Linked DNA regions of Homo sapiens: region 1 is linked to region 2. A link is a loop called in an ENCODE intact Hi-C map of the cell type or tissue named here. Cell type or tissue: heart left ventricle. All regions are shown on one strand. Links, peaks and the distances in the headings refer to the core of each region. The heading gives the core; the rest is flanking DNA.

Region 1 (10,160 bases), core at 1,980-6,979, 190 kb before region 2:
TGCTACCATTCTAGGCCTGCCAGGAGGCATTTGGAAAATGTCTGGGAGTACTTTGGGTTGTTGTAAAGCTTTGGGAAATGAGAAATAATTTGGTACACCACTGATATTTTGTGATGGTAAATGCAATGACCAAGATGGTCTCATCCTGCCCAGTATGTCAATGGCACCATAGTTGAGAAATATTGTGTAGTCATTATTTTTTCTCAAGGCCTCTGTTGCCTGCACACCACTAATGAGTTTGTCACAATTAAGCCCAGAGAAAGAGTTTCTCTCTATTTCCTTTACCTTCTGAAAGATAAAACTTTTAGCGAGGAAATCAGTAGAGAATAAGTTCTACCTTTAGAGTAAGTCTGTAGGAGTTGTCAGGATATCTAAGGCTCTCATCATCACATTCCAATTTTACATAAGTTTCTTAATACATATAAGCTACTTCTGAATCCCATGGCTGGCCTTGTAGTCTATGGCATACCTTCACAAAGAAAATACATTTTCCCTGCTTTTATTCTCCCTCAATAACAATACTAATAATGGCTATAATTTATTGCATTCCTATCAGGTACCAGGTAAACATACAAACGATTTTTCACATAGGATCTCATAACAATTCTAGAAAGCAGCAGACCTATTGTATAAAGACACAGATTCAAGACAGATTGGCTGGGTTCAAATTCCAACTCTACTATTTACTAGCTATGTAACCTTAATCAAGTTATTTAACCTCTCTGCTCAGTTTCCTCATCTGTATAATAGATACAATTGTACTTACTTATAAAGTTGTTATGAGGATTATATTAAGCACTTAGAACAGTGTCTAATAACAGTAAATGCTGTGTTTGTTAAATACTCATTACTCCCATTTTACAATAAGAAAATCAAAATTGGAAATGTAGTATCATTTGTCTATAGCTGCTAAGTCCATAAACCAAGATTTATACCTAAGTTGTTTAAGTCCAAAACTTGTATTTCAGTCATTATGTTCTACAGTCCCTCCAAAAGCTTTTCAACAGGTGTCCAGCTTCAGGTGCAAGACTTTCCCTACAAGTGTGGACCTCTCAGGGCTACATCAAATTTAGCAGACTTGCTGTTCCAGCCATTAGTTCTACTTCTTTTTGGTGGTATCAATGGTATGTTTTATTCCTTTTATTAAAATTTCAAAGTTATTTTGTAATGAATATTATGTTATCAGAGGATCTACTTCTCAAAGAAAATCCAACTTTCACTTATTCATGTTTTAGTATAGCGTATTTTACCAAAAAGCATGTCTATATTTAATTTGTCAGGAAATTGCACTAAACTACTGAAAGAAAGCATCATGCAGTGCTATGTGGTATCTGTGGTATATTTTACATTAATGCTTGAAACTAGCTGTATTTTTAGAATGGCCTCAAGAAAACATGAGTCATACTTAAAAGCACGCCAGAAATAGAAACAAGATTCAAGACTGTACATTACGAACATCTGCAAAACAAAGTGCCAAACTGCCATGCATAACCTAATATAAACATAGCACAGTACACGAGAGAAATCCCCAACTTCAATGTTTTCAGGCACAAAATGCTACCTTCCAGGAGTCCACATAATAATAAACCGATGTCAAAATAATCCCAAAGAGCTTGATCCTATATTCTAAGATTCCTTTTCTATGTAAAGATAAAAACATGTAGTTCATACTGGCCTAAATCCCTGATTCAATTCCTAACCAATATTTGTTTTCAAAAAATATGTACTATTTTTTGCCCAGCCATATTCAAAGGCTTTAAAGTAATTTTATCATAGTTATCTAAATTATAATTTTCTCCCTTCATGAACTCAAATTTTCATACATATAAAAGTTAAAATTAAAATTCTAGAAAATTAAGCATAGGTCAGATTCTATTATAATAAATCCTTCAAAACTGTTGATGTTTTCTTAGTATCCCAAAAAGCAGCATAATATAATGGAGGAAAAAAAAAAGTCTTTGAAGCCAGACAGACCTACTGTGATTTTTCATCCTGTCTTTTATCCATGTCCTTAGACAAGCATTTTGACTCTTTCAGGTCTGTTTCCTTATTTTCTTTTTTAAATTTTTTAAATTATACTTTAAGTTCTGAGATACATGTGCAGAACACGCAGATTTGTAGTTTCCTTATTTTCAAAATAAAGATAATAATACTTATTGAGTATGGTTTGTGAGGATTATAGGTAAAGCACCATGCCCAGTCCCTCAGCCAATGAGAACCAGGTACGGGAGAATTATTCAAGTCTCATCCTCACCTGCAAACTCCTATCTCTGCTGTGTACCCTGGACACCAGGCTGTATAGTGTGGATTTGGTGGATATGAATAGGCTCCTGAGTTTACACTCAAATTACCTGCTGGGCCTAGAGGCAAATCTGAAGAATAAGGGAGAAAGGAACCCAGTACTTACTACATCCTCACTGGTAAAGCCTATGTTAGAGTACTTTCACTTGACATTTCATTACCATTTCATCACCCCACAAAATAGCTCAGAAAGAATCTACATCTAGGCCCATAACATGCCCCTGAATTTGATTTTTCTACCACATCACAACACAAGATTTCAAAGGAAGCATGACTAACCTCCTCACTGCAACTACGTGCTCATCTGCTAAACTTTCCCCTATTTACCATGTAACATTCTGTAGTTAGATATAATGGACATGAAGGGTGAAAATATTTAGCACCAAAGTCCTCATTATTTACAACACGAACTAACTGAACTAAAAAATTAATTTATTCACACAGCTATATTTATTAAGGACCTACTATATGCTCAGCACCAAGAATACAAAGATGAATAAAATAAGGTTCTTTGAAGACATCAAAAGAAAAATACATATATAAAACATCAGCTTACGTAGCTTATATAAAGCCAATCATTTATAAAGTGGGCTGATGTTTCTATGATCCAATATAGCTGTTATCAAAACTAAATCTACAGCACTGGCCAGCACAGTGCTCAGCACAGAGAAGATATTCAGCTTTTCTTAAAATTGGAAAAATTCATCAATATGTATGAAATAATTATACATATCCATATTCAATGACTAAGTGTCATGTTGTTCACTTTTTGTGTAAGGGTACAAAAATAAGAGTATACATGTATATTTGCTTGTGTTTGTATAGAAAAATGCAAGACAGATTCCCCTGAAACTAATACTGTGAGAATTAACATGAATGAAAATAGGGGTGAATATATAATTTCTCAATGTATATCTTTTTATATTGTTTTGATTTCTGAATGACAAAAATATATTAGTTCTGCAAAAAAGTTATTTTTTTAAAGTCATGCTTTAGAAAATATTTTACATAAGGAAATGTCCACAATATGTTGCTTTATGAAAATGGTCTGTACATACAAAAGTATGGTCTGCAAATAAAAAAAGGTAAGAAAACATTCTGTATATACAAAATAGTATATACAGTACATACTATTATTTTCTTAAATGATACACATATACATAGTCATTTTTTAAAACACTAGATACGTTTCACAAAGATTCAAGCCATACAAAGTGTGTTCTCCGACCAAAATTAAATTAAATTAGAAATTAGTAATAAAAAGATCTTTGGAAAATCTCCAAATATTTAGAGACTAAACAGCATAATTCTACATAGCACATGGGATCATTGCTAAGTGGTATCAGTAAGATGGCTGACTTGAAGTTCCTAGCACTCCTCCCCCATAAAAAAACCAAGCCAAACAAATGAAAAAACGACATTTCCACCAAAATAAATAAAGGAGAGCCCTGGAGAACTGCAAAGGAGTAGGAGAAATCCTGTAGAGCACAGAAACCCAGGATGGCCACATAGAGAAGGAAAGGAAACTTTGCCTCTGCCAAGGATGATCTCAGCCCCTATTTGGGGATCAGCTTGGACCCAGGAGGTATTTCTCTCTGCAGGAAAAAGGTAAGCAGAAGGACACTACCAGCTCGCATCACTACTATGGATACCTGCAGTCTTTGCTACCAGAGATTCCTGCAGTCCTCACAGGCTCTGAGCCCAGCTGAGGGAGCTCCCCAGAGTACACATTCTGTGCTACTCCCAGAGAACAAACCGACACTGTGCCTTACCCCAGTCCCCTGCCTGAGCTGCTACTGTGTTGTAACCAGAGCCACTGCTCCAGTGCATCCTGTTCCAGGGATGGGTAGTCATTGCACCCCTCCATCCTGGAGGCTTTGCCATCACTGCAGCACAGCTACCTGGTAGCCCCCAATCCCTGAATTTAGCTACTGCTATGCTCCAAGTTACCCTGAAGCTGCTCCATCCCCTGCATCCCAGACATTGGTGTACCCTGCCCTTCAAGGCCTGAGCTGAAGTGATGCTCTCACTGGGGACCCACAGCATCAAACTACCCCCAGACACCACACCCATGCAACATCCTATCCTCCTGGATGCCCCAACCCTCCAGCACACCAGAGAAGATGTCCTACCCAGTGCCATAGCCGACACTGTACCCTGCCTCTCAGGGACCTAGCACCTCCTCCAACCCACGTAGCTGTATATTTTAGGGCCAAGCTGATACGGCATCTTACTTCCAGGGAATCACAGCCTTGGATGAGCTGTGCCTCTGCCCTACAGGTCAAATGGCCAAAGGGCCTTTCCTCCCTAGAACAGGACTAGGAACTCAGAATCTGAGCTGCTGAGGAGCCCCACCTCCCGAGGCAGTAGACTGAGGCTGTACTGCTCCCTGTCCCCTGGGCCGTATCTGTGCCTTGCCATTTCTGGGTTCTTGACAGTGCTGCACCTGGCTGCACAGAACCTGGGCTATTGCTGAGTGTCACCATCCCAGCATCAAGAGTAATTAGTGTGTGACATCTCATCTCCCAGGGCTCAAGTTGCCACTGTGCCCTGTTGATTCTAGGTCCCAAATTGCAGCTGTGCCCTATTCCCTGGGGCCTGAACCTTTGAGGCTCCCCTTCTTCCCTGGAGCCATGCCAGTTCTGCACACTGCCCTCCATGGTCAGAGCCACAGCTATATTCCTGCCCCCTGGGTGTAAGCTGTTAGAAAGTGCTTCAGAGGCAAGAGCAAACACATTCAAAAGCTAGCAGAAGGGAAGAAATAACTAAGATCAGAGCAGAACTGAAGAAGATAGAGACACAAAAAAAACCTTCAAAAAAATCAATGAATCCAGAAGCTGGTTTTTTGAAAAGATCAATAAAATTGATAGACCGCTAGCAAGACTAATAAAGAAGAAAAGAGAGAAGAATCAAATAGATGAAATAAAAAATGATAAAGGGGATATTACCACCGATCCCACAGAAATACAAACTACCATGAGAGAATACTATAAACACTTCTGCACAAATAAACTAGAAAATCTAGAAGAAATGGATAAATTCCTCGACACATACACCCTCCCAAGACTAAACCAGGAAGAAGGTGAATCCCTGAAAAGACCAATAACAAGCTCTGAAATTGAGGCAATAATAGGCTACCAACCAAAAAAAGTCCAGGACCAGATGGATTCACAGCCAAATTCTACCAGAAGTACAAAGAGGAGTTGATACCATTCCTTCTGAAACTATTCCAAACAATAGAAAAAGAGGGAATCCTCCATAACTCATTTTTTGAGGCCAGCATCATCCTGATACCAAAGCCTGGCAGAGAACACAAGAAAAAAAGAGAATTTTAGACCAATATCCCTGATGAACATCGATGCAAAAATCCTCAATAAAATACTGGCAAACCAAAAACAGCAGCACATCAAAAAGCTTATCCGCCATGATCAAGTTGGTTTCATCCCTGGGATGCAAGGCTGGTTCAACATATGCAAATCAATAAACGTAATCCAGCACATAAACACAACCAAAGACAAAAAACCACATGATTATCTCAATAGATGCAGAAAAGGCCTTCAACAAAATTCAACAGCCCTTCATGCTAAAAACTCTCAATAAATTAGGTATTGATGGGATGTATCTCAAAATAATAAGAGCTTTTTATGACAAACCCACAGCCAACATCATACTGAATGGGCAAAAACTGGAAGCATTCCCTTTGAAAACTGGCACAAGACAGGGATGCCCTCTCTCACCACTCCTATTCAACACAGTGTTGGAAGTTCTGGCCAGGGCAATCAGGCAGGAGAAAGAAATTAAGGGTATTCGATTAGGAAAACAGGAAGTCAAATTGTCCCTGTTTGCAGATGACATGACTGTATATTTAGAAAGCCCCATTGTCTCAGCCCAAAATTTCCTTAAGCTGATAAGCAACTTCAGCAAAGTCTCAGGATACAAAATCAATGTGCAAACATCACAAGCATTCCGATACACCAATAACAGACAGAGAACCAAATCATGAGTGAACTCCCATTCACAATTGCTTCAAAGAGAATAAAATACCTAGGAATCCAACTTACAAGGGATGTGAAGGACCTCTTCAAGGAGAACTACAAACCACTCCTCAACTAAATAAAAGAGGACACAAACAAATGGAAGAACATTCCATGCTCATGGATAGGAAGAATCAGTATCGTGAAAATGGCCACACTGCCCAAGGTAATTTATAGACTCAATGTCATCTCCATCAAGCTACCAATGACTTTCTTCACAGAATTGGAAAAGACTACTTTAAAGTTCATACGGAACCAAAAAAGAGCCTGCATTGCCAAGTCAATCCTAAGCCAATAGAACAAAGCTGGAGGCATCACACTACCTGACTTCAAACTATACTACAAGGCTACAGGAACCAAAACAGCATGGTATGGTACCAAAACAGAGATATAGATCAATGGAACAGAACAGAGCCCTCAGAAATAATACCACACATCTACAACCATCTGATCTTTGACAAACCTGACAAAAACAAGAAATGGGGAAACGATTCCCTATTTAATAAATGGTGCTAGGAAAACTGGCTAGCCACAGGTAGAAAGCTGAAACTGGATCCCATCCTTACACCCTATACAAAAATTAATTCAAGATGGATTAAAGGCTTAAATGTTAGACCTAAAACCATAAAAACCCTAGAAGAAAACCTAGGCAATACCATTCAGGACATAGGCATGGGCAAGGACTTCATGTCTAAAACACCAAAAGCAATGGCAACGGAAGCCAAAATTGACAAATGGGATCTAATTAAACTAAATACCTTCTGCACAGCAAAAGAAACTACCATCAGAGTGAACAGGCAACCTACAGAATGGGAGAAAATTTTTACAATCTACCCATCTGACAAAGGGCTAATATCCAGAATTTACAAAGAACTTAAACAAAATTACAAGAAAAAAACAAACAACCCGATCAACAAGTGGGCAAAGGATATGAACAGACACTTCTCAAAAGAAGACATTTATGCAGCCAAAAGACACATGAAAAAATGCTCATCATCACTGGCCATCAGAGAAATGCAAAGCAAAACCACAATGAGATACCATCTCACACCAGTTAGAATGGCAATCATTAAAAAGTTAGGAAACAACAGGTTCTAGAGAGGATGTGGAGAAATAGGAATACTTTTACACTGTTAGTGGGATTGTAAACTAGTTCAACCATTGTGGAAGACAGTGTGGTGATTCCTCAAGGATCTAGAACTAGAAATATGATTTGACCCAGCCATCCCATTACTGGGTATATACCCAAAGGATTACAAATCATGCTGCTATAAAGACACATGCACATGTATGTTTACTGCGGCATTATTCACAATAGCAAAGACTTGGAACCAACCCAAATGTCCATCAATGATAGACTGGATTAAGAAAATGTGGTACATATACACCATGGAATACTATGCAGCCATAAAAAAGGATGAGTTCATGTCCTTTGTAGGGACATGGATGAAGCTGGAAACCATCATTCTGAGCAAACTACCACAAGGACAGAAAAACAAACACCGCATGTTCTCACTCATAGGTGGGAAATTAACAATGAGAACACTTGGACACAGGGTGGGGAACATCACACACCGGGGCTTGCCGTGGGGTGGGGGGAGCGGGGAGGGATAGCATTTGGAGATATATCTAATGTAAATGATGAGTTAATGAGTGCAGCACACCAACATGGCACATGTATACATATGTAACTAACCTGCACGTTGTGCACATGTACCCTAGAACTTAAAGTATAATTTAAAAAAAAAGTGCTTCAGAGAAACAGACCTCAGCTTTGTGGGAGAAATGTATCCACTTTTGCCTTGGAAAGTGAACCAACACCTCAAGTCATAGTGTTTCAGTAATTTTGTAAGACCCCGGGCCTAGGAATTCTGGACCTGTGCCCCAGATCCCCGTGCTGCTGCATCTGCCTGTGGGCTGTGTCAGACTAGACATCAAGAGAGATACCCTCATCTAAGACTCTCCATTGTGGGAAAGACAAGAACAGGAGGATCCCTGAAGCTTTGGCCACTGAGGATCCTAATAACCTATGCTGCCACCATCACTGACACAAACTCCTGCAGCCTAGACCACCAAGACACCTGTAGTCATTGCTGAAATTGATCATAACTAAAGAAGCTGTAGCTACACAGAGACTACACCACTGCTCCAACGTGCCCAACCAATATCTTCAGGCCCATCTGCAGGGGAAAGTCTTCCCCTAAAAAAGCCACTCTGTAAAGTTTGGAAGAGGTGACTGCTCTATCAAATGCACAGAAATCAGCATCAGAACACAAACACACACACAAACACACACAAATGAAAAAGCAAAGAAACATGACACCACCAAAGGAACATAATAATTCCCCAGTAACTGACCCCAAAGAAATGGATATTTACAAATGGCCTAAAAAGGAACTCAAAAAAACAGTCTTAAGGAAATTCAGCAAGATATAAGAGAATACAGATAGAAAATTCAATGAAAACAGGAAAACAATTTATAACCTCAGAGATTCAACAAGCAGATAGATATCATAAAAAAGAACCAAATAGAAATCTTGGAACTGGAGAATGCAGTCAATGAAATAAAAAATACAAGACAGAGCTTCAAAAATAGATGAGATCAAGCAAAACCAAAAATATCTGAACTTGAAGATAGCTCTTCTGAAATTACCCAGTCAAAAGAAACAGAAACAGAAACAGGAGAGAAGAGAGGAGGGGAAGGGAGGGGAGGGGAGGAGAGGAGATGAAGGAAGGAAAAGCGGGGGGAAGGGAGGAAGGAAGAAAGGAAAAGAAAAAAGAAAGAAAAAGAAAACAGAGTGAAAAAGAGTGAAGACAGCCCATGGGACTTATGGGACACTACTAAGTGAACAAATACATTATGGGATATTCAGATGGAGAGGAGACAAAGACAGGGACAGAAAGCTTATTTAATGAAATAAATGCTGAGGTCCAGAATTCCTAGGCCCGGGGTCTTACAAAATTACTGAAACACTATGACTTGAGCTGTTGGTTCACTTTCCAAGGCAAAAGTGGATACAGTTCTCCCACAAAGCTGAGGTCTGTTTCTCTGAAGCACTTTCTTTTTTTTTTTTTTAATTATACTTTAAGTTCTAGGGTACATGTGCACAACGTGCAAGTCAGTTACATATGTATACATGTGCCATGTTGGTGTGCTGCACCCATTAACTCATCATTTCCCAAGTATTGGAAGATATATGGACATCAGATTCATGAAGCTTAAAAGTCTCCAAACAGATTTAATCCAATAAGCTATTCTCCAATGTACATTATAATTAGTCTGTCAGTCAAAGACAGAGAGTTTTAAAAGCAGCAAAAGAAAAGCATCAAGTCACATATAAGGGAATCCCCATTAGACTATTAGATTTCTCTGTAGAAACCATGCAGGCCAGGAGAGAATGGAATAATATATTCAAAGTACTGAAAGAAAAAAACTGCCAGTCAAAAATACTACACCCAGAAAAAACTGCCCTTCAGAAATTAAGGAGAAATAAAGTATTTCCCAGATAAGCAAAGACTGAGAGAATTCATCACCACTGGACCTGCCTTACAAGAAATGCTTCAGGGAGTTCTTCAAGTGGAAATAAAAGAATGGTCATTAATATTATGAGTACATATTGAAGTATAAAACTCACTGGTAAATACATAATCAAATCCAGAATACTCCGATACTGTAAACAGTGTGTAAATCATACATATCTCTAGTACGAAGGTTAAAAGTCAATTCAGTCAAAAATAACTAAAGCTAAAATAAGTTGTTAAGGAACATATAATATAAAAAGATGTAAATCTGAGGAGTGCGTAAAAGTCTAGAGTTTTTGTATG
Region 2 (10,160 bases), core at 1,939-6,938:
AGTAGCCAGGCACAGTGGCAGGTGCCTGTAATCACAGCTACTCGGAAGGTTGAGGCAGGAGAATCACTTGAACCTGGGCAGCAGAGGTTGCAGTGAGCTGAGATTGCACCACTGCACTCCAGCCTGGGCGACAGAGTGAGACTGTGTCTCAAAAAAAAAGAGAGAAAAGATAATTTTGTGCATCACACTCCTGTGTGAATCTATTGCAATTTACAAATATGGCTCTGTGAGGACTGACAACATAGAATTGCAAATGAGTGAGCTCTGCTTGAGTGACATTTGGAGGAGCGGTTATTTAAGTCCAGCATTTAAGGGTGAGTCACGAGAGGAAAGGTCCAGGGCGGGGGTGTGCATTCTGCACCTGCAGAAAGCCACCCATATGAAGAACCCAAGGTGGGAGGAAGATGAGTGTTTTGTTTGGCCAATGGCAGGTAGACCAGAATGCCAGGAGCAGACACTGCAGGCAGTGGGGAGTGGGGATAGAAGTGATGTTTCAAGAGGGTGAAGCTGTGAAGATGAAACCAGTGGGAGGCCTTCCATGCCGAATTAAAGGGCTTTGCCTTGTTCTGTAGTTGATGAACAACCAATAAAGATTTTGAGCAGGGAAGTGACCAGATGAGATCTGCCTTAAGGAAACAATTCTGGAGGGAGGGAGGGAGTATGGAGGATTAATTAGACAGGGGGCTAGTTCAGTGTAAGGAAATACATCTGTTTTTCCTGTTTCTGTCCATGTGATTGTCTTGTGAACAGTGGGGGACTTTTGTGGGACTGTGGTGTTCAGTTGAGGCCTGCCCGGGTAAGGCAGCCCCGCTGTGAGTACAGGAACAAGAACTGCAAGGACAGATCGTAGACAGGCAAGCAGGAGGGCTCGGCTTCTTAGCTTTGGTGTGGAGACCTTGAGTGTGCTGTCTCTCTGAGCTTGTGCTCCTTGGCCTTTGGGGACCCCTGGTATGCCCCTGATGGGGGAGCTGAGACAGAAGGGTCCTAGAGTCTCTCTTTGGGCTCAGAGGCATGGAGGACAAAAGGGATTTTGTCCTATTGTCTAAAATGGTACTTTCTGTCTACTTCCCTTTTATTAGTGCCAACCTTTAGAAAAGTCTTGTTTGAGTGTTCTGTGTCACCTCTGCTTTATTACGAGTCCTTAAAAGAAGAGTCATTTTTCACACTCGGGCCAAACTTCAAGAGGAATCAAATGAAGAGTTAGTGTTGTGACAGGCAGGTGGTGGTTCTGGCCCTGCTCACCATCAGGAGGTTCTTTCTGGTGTGCTGGTCTTGGAAGCATTTCTTCATAGGGGGTCATTGTTATAGTCTAGGCAAGAATAATAAAATCACAAGCATTAGGTCACTGGGCACAGGAGCAAAAAGGAAGACCAGTTTTCAGAAACCTTTTGATTGGCAGATTAATTTAAGGGTGAGGGAAAATAAATTTAAGGGTGAGGGAAAATAAAAGATAGGTTGGGAGTTCTGGGGTTCCTAAGCAGTGCTTAGGAAAATACACTGCTGCTAGCAGGTGAGGTCATAGGAAGAGGAGCAGAATTGCCACGGGAAGGTGCTGAATTCATTTGGAATTCCGTATAGAGTGACTTTTACCCAGTGCCGTGTAGTTAGCTGCTGGCAATTTTGGAATTAGAATCTAGGTTTTCTGAAGCCAGGCCAGTGTCTTTTCTATTAAACTAAGACATGTGTTACGTGAAATAAAATGTACTTGAGTTTCAGGTGGTGACGGCATCTCTAAGTGGAGATGTCAGGCAGGCAGTTGTAAATGGAGCTGGAGTGAAAATGAGAATAAATACAGAAATTTATTTTAGGAGTTATGTATATATTTAGAGGAGATAATTGGAACTATGGGAAGAAGTTCATTCAGAGAGATTTGGCACATAGGCTGTAATTGGAAATAGCCAAGGGGTAGATTTCCTGAAAAGGAGGGAGTGGAAGCTATAATGCATGCAGTAAGGCTGAAGGAAAGGAAAGGACAGAGGCAGCGAGAGGATTCTAATTTTTTAAAGCGGTTTTGTCATAATGGAGAGGAAGGCATAGCTTGGAAGCTGGGACATAATCAAGAGGTGGAAAAAGTTGTTATTTTTAAAAATAAGATATGCCAACGGGAAGGAATGGATGGAGAGAGAACGATTAGAGATGAAAGACAGAGGGACTAGTTCAATTTAGTTTAACAAACAAATTGTAAGTACCACTGAGGTGATAGGCATAGTGCTGGGTGCTAAGGAGACAAAGATGAAGTAAACATGAATCTGACTTGGGGACATTTACTGTCTAATAAAGGACAGGAACGAGAGTAACACAAGACCAGCTGGTATTTACTGAGCACCGTGTGTCAGGAACCATTGCAGATACTTTACATGCATTGACTCACTGAGTCCTCACAACACCCCTATGGCTTAGTTATTGTTATTATCCATAAAGAAGCAGAAACTCAGTCACAGAAACGTTAAGTAATTTGTTCAAAGTCTTTAACAACTAGTCAGCCGTGGAGCCAAGGTTTGAACCCAGGCCGTACCTCTGCACCTCTGTGCATGATGGAGATGGACGATTACACCACAACGCAAAGGTGGAAATAAGAACAATAAACAGAAGTAGCCTAAGGGAGAGAGGGCTTAGATTTTTTTGGCAAATGATAGAGAAATATAGAAAGATCTCAAAGGAGGAATAAATGGAAGACAGGATGGATCCAGATGAAGGGATGCAAGAAAATGCTGTCAAGACCAAAGTAGAGAACCCATGTGCAGCTGTGCGTGCGTGCCTGTGCGTGCGTGTGTGTGCGTGTGTGTGTGTGTGTGTGTCTGTTGCTGTTTTTTCTAGTAATTTGCACAGCCTTCATCTCTGACCATTTCTTGGTTCCATGCTAACCATTTCTTGGTTCCATGCTAATCACAGAGGACACTCACATTTGATTCTCTTCATTTCTGTGAACAGTTATTAATAAGATATTTTTAAAAAATCTACTAGAACTGGGTTATCCTTTTTAGGGGTATCAGTCTGGTCCATCAAAATCATCATTGGAGTGGAGTTTATGATATTAAATATAACATATATATGTGTATCTATCTATATCTATCTATCTATGTATCTAATCTGTCTACCCATCCAGAGAACTGACAGATTTCTAACTGATTTCTGATTTCCCATGTAGTTGGGACTCAGATATTCTTTGGGGAAAGAACTAGAGAATTTCAGAGGCAGATTATTGAAGATGCAGTTGAAATTCCAGAAAATAAGCAGATCTTTTGCGTGAAATGCTGAGTAGCTCTTTCTGAGATAACTGTATGTGGTAGATGTGAGATTCCTGATTGTCTGTGGCTCAGCAGTCAGATGCCTGCACTTCACCCTGTTTCCCATCCCACCCTTGACCTTACCACTGACCCCCAGCTCCTCCTGCAGCCACAAACTGCATTCCAGGATAGGGGACATTGTAAGCGCAGCAGTCCTGTGAGACTCAGGTATGGTGTGAGGCTCTCTACTTTGCACATTAGTTATTAGTTAAAAAAACAAACGTGATGTCTAGTGGTTTATTTTAGACAACATCAGAATGTCCCCACATCAAAATAGTTGCATCATTGTGGCCATGGGGGAAAGTGGTTGGTTACATCAAAATGTCATGTGTGGGCAAAGGGATTATTCTTGGATGTGAGTAGGGGCATTTGATAAGGAAGAAGTAAATTCAGAATTTGAAGGATAATCATTCATTCATTCATTCATTCGTTGTTTTACCCATTTACAACACAGTTACACATACGACATTCAGGCATTTACCAGTTACGGGAAGGATTTGTGCAACTGAAGAAAAGCCCATCTGTGTTCACATTTGAGAAAGAAAATCCTAATCATTAGCATAGCACCACTGCCACCTTGTGGTAATGCATGGTAGTTCATTATATTTTATGAAAAAACTGTTATGTCTGGTATTTATACAGCATGTACATTTTGTACCTTCTGCATGTAACGGTACGTTATAAAGCCATATACTTTTACCTAATACTAATTTAAAAATACACTCAGTGGGGGGAGGAAGAGCATTAGGAAAAATAGCTAATACCTGCTGGGCTTAACACCTAGGTGATGGGTTGATAGGTGCAGCAAACCACTATGGCACATGTTTACCTACGTAACAAACCTGCACATCCTGCACATGCACCCCGGAACTTAAAATAAAAATTAAAAAAAGAAAAATACATTCAGAAACTGCTCTAAAGAAGGTACATATAAAAAAAGGAGAGACAGCTTAATTTTAGAAATTAATAAATAAATGTTCACAAAATACAGTCTCAAGGAGGTAATTACATCATTATAGATATTCTCGAGAAAATTATAAGCCATTGCAAGGGACAAAGTACATTAGCAATCACTAGATGGTTTACTGATACAGAGGGTGATTAGAATATGTTGGATAGGCCAGGCACAGTGGCTCATGCCTGTAATCCCAGTACTTTGGGAGGCGAGGTGGGCAGATCTCTTGAGGTCAGGAGTTCGAGACCAGCCTCGGCAACATGGTGAAACCCCGTTTCTACTAAAAATACAAAAATTAGCCGGGCGTGGTGGCACGTGCCTGTAGTCCCAGCTACTTGGGAGGTTGAGGTGCGAGAATCGCTTGAACCTGGGAGGCGGAGGTTGCAGTGAGCTGAGAGTGTGCCACTGCACTCCAGCCTGGGGAAGAGTGAGACTCCATCTCAAAAAAAAATATGTTGGATAATCTTCATTATTTTGCTTTAGAATGCATAATTTATATTTAAATGTAAATGTCCCAAATATTAGAGTTTATAGTATTTCAAACAAAATAATAAAGATATTTGAATATATCCAGAGGTGTTGGAATACTTCACTAGACAGGGGGAAGCTTGCTTCTGTGCATTTCTTGGGCATACATTCCCTCAATTAGGTCTCGCGGGGCAGACATAACCACTTCTCAGGTTTGCACAGGCTGCAGCATAACTGGCTTTTGACAGGTTGAATTTCTTCCTTTCTGGACAGGGAAAAGGGCACAGGAATTGTGGTGGAAAGCCATTTTTTTTATACCTGGGTTGAGCATGGCAGGATGGAATACTGCAGACAGACCCACTGAAGAGCGAGCGCTTCACTGGGCTTCACCCTGGCATGCCCTGCACAGAGAGTGAATGCTGCCAGCACACATTACACTGTGGCCAGACTACAGCTTTCTGTCACATGGATGTCTCAGACAACCAGAATCAGAACATGTGTGTGTTTTATATGTAAAAGTAAACGATTACTTCTAGTGAAATTAAAAACAAAAACAAAAGTCGTATATGGTTTTTGTGAATGAAAACAGACTATTGTACAAACCTCTAGAATATTAAATATCAAGGTTTTATGTAATGTTAAATGTCATTATAGTCAATGCATACCATCTAGCCTTGTGGCTTTTTTTTTTTTTTTTTGACTTAGTCTCGTTCTGTTGCCCAGGCTGGAGTGCAGTGGTGCAATCATAGCTCACTGCAGCCTTGACATCCTGGGCTCAAGCGATCCTCTGGCCTTGGCCTCCTGAGTAGGTGGGACTACAAGAGTGAGCCACGATGCCTGGCCCCACGTGGCTTTGGAACTCTGTTTCACAGAGCCATAGAATTCCTCAGAGGCATCCCAGAATGGGGAGGCTGTGCTGCTTAGATTCTGGATGGCCTGTTCAAAGTGCCTGGTCACATGTATTTGGGAAAAGCTCAGATGATCCTGATACACCAAACTGCTTGAGAACAACTACTCCTGGTGGCAGTTTATAAAAAGGGAAATGTTTTGTGATATTGTAAATGACAAATCACCCTCATCATCTGATTGCATTGTCATTAAATGTTGATCCCAGAAACATCCCTCACCGCCATTCTCCTGTAAGCGGGGACATCATTCTCTGAAGCTCCCCTTGTTCCCGCTGTAGTTCTTCCACCAGCATTTGCTTTCCTGGCGAGGTCAGCGAGACAGTGCGGGGATGGACATATCACAAAAGGGGGCATACAGCAGCTGGAGCCATTCTTCTCTGCCCGTGTCCAGAAATTTCCCAGCACACAGGGTTGAGTCCAGTACCCATGCAGCTCTTATTCCCTCGTTGGAGGTCATATTCCAGTCTTCATCTGCAGTTGGATCTGGCTTTTGTTCGGATCATAGTTGAGTGTAGCTTGGTTTCTTGTGGGTGGCTAGCCCTGAAGAGCTACAGTGAGCATGCTCAGTCATTAAACCTAAATTAGCTTCTGCTCCTACTCCTGGGTGGGGGCAGAGCTTCCTAAAAATGTGTTTTAGGAAGATTTTGACACCAGATTTTTAAAATGCACAGAGCCAGGTAAAAGTAAGTGGTTACACTTAATGATATTAGTTAAAGGTGCGTGGAAAAAGGAACAAAAGTGCTGAATTATACCTTTTTAAAGGGTTTATGCAAATTATTATATGTACAATAGTCTTTTAAGCCTGATAATTCCAATCACCAAAAGAGATTTTAGTATGTGTAGGTTCCTATGCCCTACTCTAAACCAATTGAATCAAAGTGCATTAATGTTTATAAAGGTCTCCAAGTAATGATCAGCCAGACTTTAGAGCAACTGGCTTATTTAATAGAGCTTAGTGTCATGTATGTATCCTTATTTAAATACAGAGTCTTACATTTACTTTTAAGAAAGTAGGAAATTCATGGTGGGACAAAATTCACAAGGGGAAAGGAGGATACCAGCACAAAGCCAAGAGTCTGGAGTCAAAAGGAGCTGATGGGAAAGTTTGGAGGCTGATACGAAAGCCAGGCTTGAAGCAGTTTCACAGGTGGCCGATGAAGGAGGTTGACAGATGGAATCAGAGCAAGATCAAATGACTTCCCTTCCAGACCCACGGGAGGAGGAGCAGTCATTGCTGAGATATGAGTTCCGGCATGGCTACGGGGAAAAATAGTTCTTATATGATAATCACATAAAAATATTTAGAAGGGCAAATAAAAGGAAAAAGCAATGTTATGATAGGAGACACAATATATTGAATATATTGTGGTGAAGATAGGCTTTAGGATGGGGTAAAACATGGGTCTGTGTGGTTTGTGTTTGGCCACCTTTGAAGCTAAATTATGCTAAGTTTAACTGCTGGATAAAATATGGAAGGATAGAAAATCTACTGTCTTTTAATTTCACTCTCTACAAATAGTAGTTCATTTACACATTTTGTAGGTATATCTCTTCTGTATACCCATCCTCTCCACAAAGATAATATTAATGTGGACAAGATAGATAGCTTCCCCTAATAACAATGAAATGGTAGTGGATAAAAGCAGAATGGCTTTTAATTTGGGGGAAAAAAGTCCAGAATAGACAACAGCTAATTGCTTATATTTGCCACAGGGACAATTTGCAAGTGAGGAGATGACCCGCCACAAAATAGGCACCTCTGGCTAGAGTTCTTACAGTGCTGCTGGGTTCCTGCCAAGGGTCTGCCTGAAGAGCTCCTAAAGATAGGCTTCTGTGCAAGTTTCCCCCAAAAGCCATCTCAGCTACTTTATCGGAATGTCAGTGTTCATTCATTCATTTGTTCAGTATATCATTACTAAGAGCTATTATCTGTGCCAGGAACTCTGGTAAGCGCCAGGGCTCCAGTGATGACTGAGGTGGACATGGCCTCTGCTCTCGCTGAGCATGCAGGCTACTCAGGGAGACAGACATATTAGTTTGGGGCTTATTGAATTTTGAAGAGCCAGTGGCATCCAAGTGGAGTTATCCAGCAGCAATTCTAATCATTTCCTAATTTTCACTGGTAAACAAGATAAGATCGGTGTTCTAAGAAGTAAAATAATATACATAGCTTGTTATAAACCATGCTCCATTATTATATTAAATAAAATTTCATGATTGATTTTTGCTTTTATGCTTAAGATTTAGAAAACTTTAGACATTTTCTTTATGTGGTTAAATTAGGGTTTTGTGCAATAATTTATCCAAATAGAAGCATTAGGCCCTTGTCCAGGATTGTCTCTTTATGTACTTTGTATCAGTCCCACTAAAAACACCTTTTTCCCCAAAGTGTGACCTACTCAAATAGTACCTTACTTCTGATACTTCATAGCATTTCGGAGTTTACAGGAGATATTTGCTTATCATTTTGTTTCTTCCTGACAAGTCTGAGGAATACAGGGCAGGTGATGTTTATTTATTTACAGATGGGGAAACTTAGGTTCATAGATATGATTACTTATGTGAAGTCACAGAGCTAGTAAATGGTGGAGGCGGAAGTGGAACCCAGCCTGGGGCTCTTTTACAGGAGTCAGGTCTATTTTTGTTTTATGCTTCCTGCCAGTATAGTGACTTGCTGGAAAGAAAAATCGAATTGTCTTTTTCCACTGAATTCCTCCAGTTGTTATCAAAGAAAAAAAGTTTTAATCGTTTAATTTCTTACTTTTTGTTTCCTGATTCTTCAACAAATTAGTTAACATGTATTAATTATTTTCTTCATATCAAATACTTGGCTATATGTGGGATAGAAAAATAAATGAGGTACAGTTTTTGTCACTGAGAAACTCAGTCCTATAGGAGAGACCCAGGCATTAAAAAAAATCCCTATGCAGCATGATTAATGCTATAAATAATGCATGAGCATAGAGCTGTGGGTATACCAAGGATGTGATAGTGGCCAGAGCTTTGAAGGAGGATGGGATGGGGTGGGAGGTTTAGAAGAGGCAGTGGAGGACGATATTGAGTAGAAGGGAGAGCTGGTGAAAAAGCTTGGACACAGGGAAGCATGGTGTATTTGGGGATTACCAAGTACTTCTCTTTTACTTTACTATTAGGGGAACTTAGGAGGATTGCTGAAGATGGGGCTGTTAAGGAAGGTGGGGCACTTATGGACAAAAGAGTCTTGTATGACCAGCTAAGAGGTCTGGAATTATGCGGGTGATGGGTACACCTTGAACATATTGAACCAGAGTTTGGCAGTTTTTCAGAGATAATTTTGTCCACAGTGGAAGGAATGGACTAGTGGTGGGAAAAATTGATAGCATGGAGAGCACCTAGTAAACTATTGAGTCCAAGAGAATTAGAGGAGCCCAAACTAAGGCAATAGCAAGAGGAGTGGAAAGGGATGGATTTAAGGAACAAAAACTTTTCCATAATAAATAATGCTTAGGATGAGGACTGTTATGATGATAATATCTTGACATGCCATGTTTTTAAAGAATTATATATTATTTTGAATCCATTGCCTCACATATCATCATAGCACATAGTGATATGCAGGCATTATTTCCATTTCAGAGGTGTAAGTCTGTTAACTATAGAGGCTTAGTTTGACCATTAAAGATAGTCAGATAGATTCATGATGTTACAGGTTTTGTACAGACACCCAAGAAAGCCTAACACAGCTTTCCTGGAATTTATATGACAAATGAATAAGGAAATATATAGGCCAAAGAAAAATTGTTTGAGAGGACACAATAGATAGTAGTTAGAAGAGACAGGAAAGAAGTGACACAAATAAAATGTAGAGTGTTGAAATCTCCCCTGATCCATCTCTCCCATGACGCCAAATTCCATTCCTTAGATGAGAAGTGGAGGTCATGCTGGGACATGACTGGTAGAAGCTAGAGGTTCTTCTGGAATTCTTGAAGGCATCTGTAAAAGACATGCATCCTCACTGACCTTTGCACTTTACACACCTGTTTAACACTCCTCTAAAAGCCAGCATCGCATATGAAAGTGTATACCTACTGGATAAATCAGGCAGTGCCTGATTTTTCAAGGATTCTTAGCTTTACAAAAGGCTCATCGAAGGGCTGTTTTTAAAGTTGCATTCTCCTTGGGGCATTAAAGTGGTTTTCCATCTAAGGAGCTTCCACTTGTGACACAGAGGCGTTTCTGAAAATTTAGGTGACATCCTGGAGCATCCATGTGTGTATATAATTTAAAAGAGAAATTACTTTTATTTTCTTTAAGCAAAGGGCATGAAATGAGCAATTCTGCAGCTTTAAGACATTGGACTAAAAACAGTTACAGAAAGCCAGCTATATAAAAATTTATTCAACTTGTAATGCTTTTATTTTTGGAAAACGATTTTTCAAAGTCAGGTTCATTGATCTTTTTGCTTTTAATTTTTTTAAACTAGGTTATTGGATTCCAGTTGGAGTCTATATGGCTTTACTGATTTTCCATGAGGGTCAGGTAGTACTAAACCATTAACTGCCA

The links. A loop is a pair of places that touch in the nucleus more often than their neighbours do. Peaks named below come from ENCODE experiments on the same cell type or tissue, not always from the same donor. Only the 100,000 strongest peaks of a DNase experiment are listed, where the experiment ranks them.
Region 1: it touches region 2 in a loop (2.1-fold over the local background); 54 of 110 quality-filtered maps call a loop at or near these places.

The regions. Positions count from the first base shown.
Region 1 is chr13:41,915,363-41,925,522 of GRCh38, forward strand. The region is part of intron 2 of VWA8 (von Willebrand factor A domain containing 8); the gene reads right to left. Among named protein-coding and RNA genes, the nearest start is that of VWA8, 41 kb to the right of the region's middle. RefSeq lists enhancers at 1,334-1,413, 2,523-2,642. In heart left ventricle, for the core only: no CTCF peak of the experiment used is centred there; a DNase peak (open chromatin) is centred at 4,023; H3K27ac peaks cover 1,591 bases.
Region 2 is chr13:42,106,894-42,117,053 of GRCh38, forward strand. The region is part of intron 1 of DGKH (diacylglycerol kinase eta); the gene reads left to right. Among named protein-coding and RNA genes, the nearest start is that of DGKH, 63 kb to the left of the region's middle. In heart left ventricle, for the core only: a CTCF peak has its summit at 3,864 (motif pointing left); no DNase peak of the experiment used is centred there.